Linked DNA regions of Homo sapiens: regions 2 and 3 are each linked to region 1. Evidence: chromatin contacts called from ENCODE Hi-C or POLR2A ChIA-PET data. All regions are on one chromosome and are shown on one strand. The core of a region is the stretch at or near the end of the contact, and the rest is flanking DNA. Distances in the headings are between cores, read along the strand shown. Region 1 overlaps CDYL (chromodomain Y like). Region 2 has its middle 54 kb from the start of KU-MEL-3. Region 3 holds the start of LINC02533 (long intergenic non-protein coding RNA 2533).

Evidence for each region. A loop is a pair of places that touch in the nucleus more often than their neighbours do. ChIA-PET counts read pairs that join two places held with the same protein, here RNA polymerase II (POLR2A). Pooled maps may share reads with other maps.
Region 2: a map of heart right ventricle shows a loop between it and region 1 (2.1-fold over the local background). The contact joins two enhancer-like sites. A Hi-C loop is called at or near these places in 1 of 168 maps with a recorded cell type or tissue (heart right ventricle), 1 of 37 single-sample maps with no recorded cell type and 3 of 50 pooled maps. POLR2A ChIA-PET finds 5 or more read pairs at or near these places in 2 of 52 experiments (HEK293 and OCI-LY7).
Region 3: a map of heart left ventricle shows a loop between it and region 1 (2.4-fold over the local background). The contact joins the promoter of LINC02533 here to the enhancer-like site in region 1. A Hi-C loop is called at or near these places in 1 of 168 maps with a recorded cell type or tissue (heart left ventricle) and 1 of 50 pooled maps. POLR2A ChIA-PET finds 5 or more read pairs at or near these places in 3 of 52 experiments (H1, MCF 10A and activated T-cell).

The regions. Positions count from the first base shown.
Region 1 is chr6:4,930,385-4,933,084 of GRCh38, reverse strand. The region is part of intron 2 of CDYL (chromodomain Y like); the gene reads right to left. Among named protein-coding and RNA genes, the nearest start is that of LYRM4-AS1, 72 kb to the left of the region's middle. RefSeq lists an enhancer at 230-948. Within about 2 kb of position 1,409, at least 4 of the 41 ENCODE cell types and tissues checked have a DNase peak (open chromatin) inside an H3K27ac peak, as active enhancers do.
Region 2 is chr6:4,662,928-4,665,627 of GRCh38, reverse strand. No RefSeq gene overlaps it. Among named protein-coding and RNA genes, the nearest start is that of KU-MEL-3, 54 kb to the right of the region's middle. RefSeq lists an enhancer at 1,259-1,553. Within about 2 kb of position 1,372, at least 5 of the 41 ENCODE cell types and tissues checked have a DNase peak (open chromatin) inside an H3K27ac peak, as active enhancers do.
Region 3 is chr6:4,487,486-4,490,185 of GRCh38, reverse strand. LINC02533 (long intergenic non-protein coding RNA 2533) reads right to left here and starts at 1,388. Exons shown (of 5, transcript NR_149117.1): 1 at 1,156-1,388; 2 at 891-1,059; 3 at 377-510. The region is part of intron 2 of LOC105374894 (a long non-coding RNA gene); the gene reads left to right. RefSeq lists an enhancer at 1,785-2,700.

The DNA.
Region 1 (2,700 bases), core at 160-2,659:
CTGGTTTCCTCAAAGGAAGGAGAGCAGGCCACAGCAGTGAGGATGTGTCTGCAGGGGCAGGTGTTACAGAGGTGGAGGAGAATGCAGAAGAGGCGACGCAGGGAGAAATGAGAGGCCACTCGTAAGCATGGGCAATGCTTCACTATGGCGTGAAGAGTGGAAGCCAGACCACAGGACACAATGAAAGACAACTAAAAATCGATCAATAAAAACACACGTGGGCACAGCAGTTGTTAAAAGTGCAGGTGAGATGACATTGCCACTTAGGTGACAGCCGACAGCAATGATTTCCCTGCCTAAAAAGAGACCACACCAGAAACAATGCTGTGCAGATGCAGGCAGAGGCTACGTGACACGGTGCTGGCATGTTGGGACAGGAGACAGACGTGGAGACTCTGGGCATTCTAAGAAGGGGGTTCCTTCAGACTACACATGCCAGCAGCTGGTAATGCCAAGTGAGAGCTCCTGGGTCTTTAAGAGTTCCTCAACCTGAGCTGGATTTTTCAATTGCTGCTATATCCAAGCACAAAAAGCAGCATCCTGGCAACACAGGGAAGGCCTGGTGCCATGGCCCAAATGCCTGTGTCTCACCCAAATTCCCGTGGGGAAATCCTCACCCACAAGGTGATGGTCTGAGGAGGTGGGGCCTTTGGGGGGTGATTAGGTCATGGGGGTGGGGCCCTCATGAATGGGATGAGTGCCCTTATAAATGAGGGCCGACACCCCCTGGCTCTTCTGCCCTGTGATGATGCTGCAGAAAGGTGCTATTTGTGAACCAGGAAGTGAGCCCTCAGCAGACCCTGAACCTGCTGGCACCCTGATCTTAGGGTTCTCTCCAGAATTATGAGGATAATTAACACAATAATTCTGTTGTGTATTTACAAGCCACCCAGTTGATGGTATTTTGTTAAGGCAGCCCAAATGGCTAAGAAACCTGCCTCCCACCAGGGCAAAGCTGGCTGGCTTCAGGTCCACTCTCCCCACCTCTGGAATGCTCTTGCTTTCACTGGGTCTTTCCTTTCTCTACGTAAAGGTCACACATTCCTTAAACTCTCCCAGCAGTTTTCCTGGTGGCTTCCTTCCACCGAAGCAACATTTCTAGGCCATGGAGCCCATGCAGCCTTTATACGTGAGTCTCAGAAACAGCTTCAGCATTTTCTTTGAGGCGATAGTCCCTACGAACTATCCGTGGTTCTGCTAATTTAAAAATGGATTCATTTTGGCTCACGCTGACCAAGACTACTGAACTTGGCCTTCAGACTCCTGAGTTAAAACTGTGTTGGCTCCTCGTGCCAGTGAGGTCCCTGCTCATTTCAGACTCTGTGATCTTGTTGGAGCTTCAGCGACCACACCCCACCCCAATGTAATTCCTGGCACTCCCTGTTACTCATCTGAGTAGGGCATGTGACACTGAACTTTGCACTATTTAGGTAGAGAAGTATTCACAGCAGGATCGAGTCTTGGAGTCACAGGCTGCCAGCACTGACTAGGACCCTGATCATCACATATGCCCCCTACTCAAGACAATCATGCCACAGTGTTCTCACATCACCCGGGGTTCTCATGTCACCCAGGGTTGTGCCCATCTCAGGACCTTTGCATGTGTTCTTCCCTCTGCCTAGAACGCCTATGACCTGGAATTCAAATGGCCAGTTTCTTCTGCTCATCTGGACGGCAGCTCAAATTTCAGCATCTCAGACAAGCCTTCTTGGGCCTCCCATCCTAATGCTGGTCCCTGCCATCAGCACTTCATATCACCCTGGTTTATTTCCTTCAAAGCACCCATGAAAGTTATTTCTTTCTCATTGTATTTTTATTTACAGTATCATCGATGTACTCCACCAAGCTGTGTAAGAGCAGGGTCCTCGCCTGTCTTATCCACCCATCCCCAGTGCATACAACACTCAGTACATGTTTACTCAGTAAACTCATGGAAAGGGTCTTCAAGTCTCTTTAGTCCAGATCCCTCAATTTAGAGACAAGTAGCTAAGTGACTGGCCAAGTGTCACACAGCTCATTACCTCAACCCAAGCCAGGGATGGTAAGCTCCACACTTCAGAGCAGAAGTAGCTGCTAATGACTAAACAAATGGTAAACACTGAGATTCAGAAAAAAACCGCCCCCCTCACCCCAAACTGTGGAAATTAGTGCGACTCCCCTGGAACGATGACTCTCATCGTTGACACGGGAGTACAAGTTGCCTCTGTGAACTGAGAGTTCCTTACGGATTTGGATTCAGAGTACCAAGGCTTTCCTAGGATTTATTAACATAACATTCGACTAGGAAAGAAACCTATTTTAGTATCTCTTGCAGTAATTGATTTTCTTTTAATATGTTCAAGAGCAAAAAGGATATCCTCAAATACATATGGCAAATCTGTTAAATATCACTGCTTCAAAAACTGCAAGTCTCTAACAATGACTTGTGACACCCTCTTCCCACCTAAAGAGAACAGCGTCTGTACTTCTTCACCTGCCACTGATAGCTAGGAAACTGAATAAAATAGACATAACAACTGTTTGCAGGCACTGGACCACAGGCTGTGCAGGGCAATGTTCCCAGAGTGAAAGGAGACAAACATGGTGAGCCTAACAGTCCACCCGCCTTTCCACCGAAAGCAGCTGCCACAGTGCAGGTGCAGGGATGGGAAACCCAGACATAGCTGGCAAAAATGCTGTCTTAGAACAGATGACTTGGGG
Region 2 (2,700 bases), core at 123-2,622, 270 kb after region 1:
AGGAATTGTGACAAGGGGGTGACATGCTGTAAAAGTGGAATGAGTGTTGGAGCAATTGTGGAAAGGTGTGGGGGATCCAGGGTGGAGGTCTTAGACCCTCCAGGGAAATATCACACCTTGATGTTAGCAAGGTGTTCCACAGAGCCCTTCATGACCAGCTTGTGGCTGAACCTCCCGTCTCAGACAACTAGAAATGGAGAAACAGCAGCATTGCTCAGTGGGTGGGGAGTAATGAGAGGGGGTGACAAGGGAATGAATTTTGTTTTGGCCAGGCTGCTTTCGAGGTGCCTGCAGACCATCTGTGTGTGGCTGTTCAGATGGCAAATCAAACATTTTGATCTAGAGCTCAGAAGAGAAGTTGGGGCTGGTGAGGCAGTTCTGGAGATGGTGAGTAGAAAGGGGGAAGGCGAGTAGAAAGGGAGAAGGCAGATGGCAAATGAAGCCCCCTGGGGATTCCACACATAGAGAAAAGAGAAGAGCAGGTGCAAAGCCAGAACCTTGGGACAGCTTACATTTGAGGTGGAAGAGAGGAGTGTGTGTGGTGTGGCGGGGTCGGGGGGTGGTGTGGAAGAGAAAGAGGGAGAGAGAACGGAGGTTCAGAGACAAGAAGGACTGGGGGTGGCGAAAGGGAAGACAGCCTCCAAAAAAGGAGGCAGTGGTCAAATGCTACAGGATGGCACCGCTAATAAGAAAGATGATCCTTGGTTCTGGATGAGGAGGTCACTGGTGAGCTATGAGAAATCTGTTTCAATTAACAGTGATATAAAAGTTGAATAGAAAGAGGGAGTGGATGATGAAAAATATCTCCTCCTTTCCTTCCTCTCCCAGTCACTGTCTTTCCTCACTTCTCATCTCTTATCTGCCCTTCAGTAGTCTTTCAACAGGGTCCTGCTGTGGCTTTCTTCCTGCGTCCACACCAGCTTCCACGCTGCCCCCAGGCTTCCCTTCCCAAAGCACGGCCTAAGGAAGAACATGCGACCCCAACCCTGGTATTTTAGTTGGAGAAATGCTGACTTCAGAGTTCATGCAAGTGAATCCTGACATCTCAGCAGCCTAGCATCCTGTAACTTCCTCACTCAGGAAAAGTCCCTTGGGAAGTGGGGCTGGGTGGGAGGCGGTGGTGTGCTCCCCGGCACACAATCAACCAAGGATGACGTTGGTGGAGGTTCTGTTGTCTCCATGGTGTGCTCCAAGCTTGCCATGGGTGTTGCCATCCAAACTAGCAGAGAGAGAGTGTGTCCAGGCAGAAACCCCTGGATGGAGGCCCAGTCACGGCCTGAGGAGGTGGGATTCAGGCCAGTCCTGGAAGTGGTGTACATTACATCACTTCTACTACCTTCTGTTGGCCAGCATTGAGTCACATGGTCAGACTTAACTGTGGGAGAAGCTGGGGGAATGCAGTCCAGCTGAGTCACGCGAGGAAAGGAGAAACGTAGCCAGGCTCTGGTAGTCATGACCTTCTAGGCCTTGCAAACTTGAACCCAGTCTGCTTTTGCAGTTCCATCTTCTTGGAGTTTGACCCAACTCCAAGGCACAAGAGAGCATAACTTAACTGCTCTTTAAACATACCACGTACATTCACTTTCCCCCTCCATCAAGAATATCCCTTTTTTTGAGACAGGGTGTCACTCTGTCGCCCAGGCAGGAATGCAGTGGTGCAATCTCAGCTCACTGTAGCCTCTAACTCCTGGGCTCAAGCAATCCTCCCACCTTAGCCTCCCAAATAGTTGGGGCTATAGGCATGAGCCACTGCACCTGGCCTAAGAGTATTCCTCCTCCCAATACCTACTGACTTGTTGAAATTTCACTCATGCTCTAAGCTAACCAGAGGCATGCCACTGGTTTTACAGAGCCTTCCTCTGAGTTGCAATGATTTCCTTCCTTTAGTAATTTGTTAGCTCCAGACCCTGTCACTCCTTGCCTCCTGCTGGTATCGTAGTTACACATGTTCCCGTGGCCTTCTGTAGGCACTGACTGCATACTCATTCAGGGCATGGTTAAGTTATAGTTATCTTGCTCACTCTATAATTATGCTAACTATAGGGCCTACCGTCTCAAATCAGAGCGTGTGGTCTGAGATGTCTTCCTGTACATGCACCAGGATCAAGTGGGTAAAATACTGGATACCGGCAGTCTTCAGGAATATCCCGGAACAGGATCCTGAAGATGCAATGGAAACCCAATGTATATTGTTGTTCTGGAATGGAATTGAATTACTGTTATCACTGAGTAACATACAAAGCAAGAGAAACTTGCAGGGACTTTTCAGATCATGCCTAAGCTGGCTTGGGACATTTCCCAGGGCACTGGTTTACCCGGCTGATTCCTAATACCCCTAGACTGACTTAGCCATACTGAAATGCCCAGACATTTCATTGAAAATGTACAGAAATCAAATACAGCAGAAACGTGATGTTTCATGCTCGGTGTTTTGTGCTTGTGCGTGACCATTTGAATTGGCACTCCTGGGTCCTGAGATGACTTGAAGACGAATGGTTTTATCTCGGGTCTATTATGGTTCGTTCAGCAACTGGAAGCTTGTTTACAGCTCTGTGGCCGAGGGCCTGGGAACTGTCTGTGAATTATTTTGTCAACAAGTCAACCAGGGATGGCTGGCTTTGAGTCTGCTTTTTGCTTATATTTGACCCTCAATTATGAGATGTTCATACAAGGAAGGCATTATTTTAATAATAAAAATGT
Region 3 (2,700 bases), core at 139-2,638, 440 kb after region 1:
CAACACCTGCTCCCACCTCCTACAGTACATTTCACTGCACGACCCCACCCTCGGGGACCCACTGGCTTCCCTCTCTGACCTTGAGGGGCTTGTCTCCCTGGTCACTCTCCCCTCCTATGCCTTCTTCCCCCTCCCAGGAGTCCCCACGGCTCTACTTCCATTTCCCTCTGTTCGGCTGTCCCTTCAGTGGAGACCTGAGTCCTCCCCAGGGGGTCCGGGGCTGCCTGCAGGTCATGTAGCCTTGGAGGCAGCCTCTGCCTTTCCCTGGATGTGTCTGCATCCCACAGCTTCCTGTGACAGCCAGTAAGGGACCCTTCTTCCCTTCTGTTTCTCTCTCCAGCCTCACGGTCCTTTGCCCCAGATACTAGACACCCACTTGTGTTTGCTGAGAAGTCTCTGGCCTTTGGTTCCTGCAAAGATAAAGATCTCGATGCCAGATTTCATTATCTTCAAAGAGCAGCAGTGACGTATGGCTTTATTTGGTTGCTAAACCATGTCAAGTTCACTTCCCTGGGGTTATAATAGTAGAAAGAAGAGAAAGAGAAACCAGTTTGTCAACAAAGACAACCTGGGAGATTTTCTAGAGTTCCAATTCTTATTCGATGGCCTTTTATTGAACTTTTACATATGTGACCTAACTTATTCCTTCTACAACTTTTTAAAAGGATGACAAAAGGGGCATATTCATGTGTCATTACTCCCCACCCAACTCTGTCTTCATTATGGGGCCCCCACCCTTATGTCTTTGTGATGGGCTGGAGTGGGCCTCTCTAAAATTTGTATCTTGAAGCCCTAACTCCCAGTATCTCAGAATGTGGCTGTACTTGGAGACAGGGCCTTTAAACAGGTCCATTAGGGTGGGCCCTAATCCAATCTGACTGTGTCCTCACCTCATGAGAAAAGGACATCCGGACACACAGAGACACCGGGGATGCTAAGGTGGAGAAGGGTGGTCATGTGGGGACACAGGGAGAAGACGCCGTCTGCAAGCCCAGGAGAGTGGCCACAGGAGATACCAACACTGCTGACACCTGGATCTTGGACTCCCAGCCTTCAAAGCTGTGAGGAAATAAATTTCTGTCATTTAAGCCCCCAGTCTATGGTACTTTGTTAAAGTAACCCTAGCAAACTACTCCAGTTTTTAAAATTGCTCACCAAGGTTATAGTCTTTCTGGTGTTGGGTACGGTGGGTTCCTCTTCAAAGAAGAGTCAGCTTGTTCAGCTTCCTTGTTCTTTGTTCTCTATTTTCAAAGAGTAACTTCCTCGTTCTTTATGCCCCCTTGCCTCTAATTATGGTAAACAATCTTCCCATCAGTCCTAATCTATAACTCACATCTATTCCCTACTCTGCAACTATCCTTTCTGCCTTTACTGCACCCTAAAATTGTAAGGGACAGCCTCTCCCTTCCTGCCTAGTTAGCCCTGTTCAATTTTAAACAGTAGCCAGTCAGGTCTCAGCTTAGATTGTGCAGTCCAACTCCAGCCAATGGGGAAAGGACACAGCTACAGAAGCTGCTGCATTAGGGATAAAAACTCCTGCCCCACCCTACTCAGTGTGCTCTTGTGATCATGTCTGGCGCCAGCTGCACCCTTCTGCAGAAGTAAATTTGCCTTGCTGAGAAAAAAATTTCTGTTTGAGTGCTGTTTCTTTTGCGGCACTGAAAACTTGTTTCAAACGCTGGCCTACTCTGAGGCTCCTGATGGTGGGTTGTGAGGGAAATTGAGAGAGGGCTGGGGTGACCAAGGGCAGCATTCCATGTGGGGCCATGCTCTCCTCCCCTGAACCCTTGCCCTCCTTTCAGAGCCCCCATCTTGGTTGTTGCTGCCATACCCTAATCACAGAAAGGACTCATGCGAAGGAGGGAATGGAGACTCTAGAAGACATCCAAGGGCTGTCCTCTGACCAGTATCCCAGTGATGTGAGGTCTGACTTCCCAAATCTTATGAAGACTTTGCTTAAGACTGTTTTTAAAAAATCCTTATAGAAAATGGAAGAAACAAGGAAAATGGAGGAAATGAGGGGAAAACTCTAATCCAATAGTGGTAATATTACCTTCTATTTGTGAAATGCATTAGAGGCTACTGTTAGAAATAAATTTTCAGTGCTGCAAAAGAAATAGCACTCAAACATAAATTTAATTTCCTCAGCAAGGCAAATTTTACTTCTGTGGAAGGGTGTAACTCATGGATGGGGCAATGGTGAGAGCACACCTGAACAAAGGAGGGGAGGGGGTTTTTATTCCTGATGCAGGTAGCCTCTACTGCTGTGTTGTTCCCCTATTGGCTAGGGTTGGACTTCACAGTCTAAGCTAATTCCGATTGGCTATTTTAAAGAGAGCAGGGGTATGAGTTGGAGTGGCAGGGTGAGTAGTTTGGCACAACAGGTGACTCAGGGTGACTCAGGATGACTCAGGTCAGAGCAGGTGACCAGAGGTGACTCAGGACAGAGCAGGTGACCAGGGGTGACTCAAGACAGAGCAGGTGATAGGGGCTGTGGTGGGGGGAGGGGTTGTTTACTGAAACTAGGGGCAAAGAGATAAAGAGAACAAGGAAGTTAAACTTTAAAATGAAGAACAAAGGACAGGGGAGCTGAACATACGGATACATTGGTTCCTTGGAGAGGATCTCAGAACTCATTGTACTTAACAATTTATAGGCTAAAACCTTTGAAGAGGAATTTATTATATCCTACATTACAAA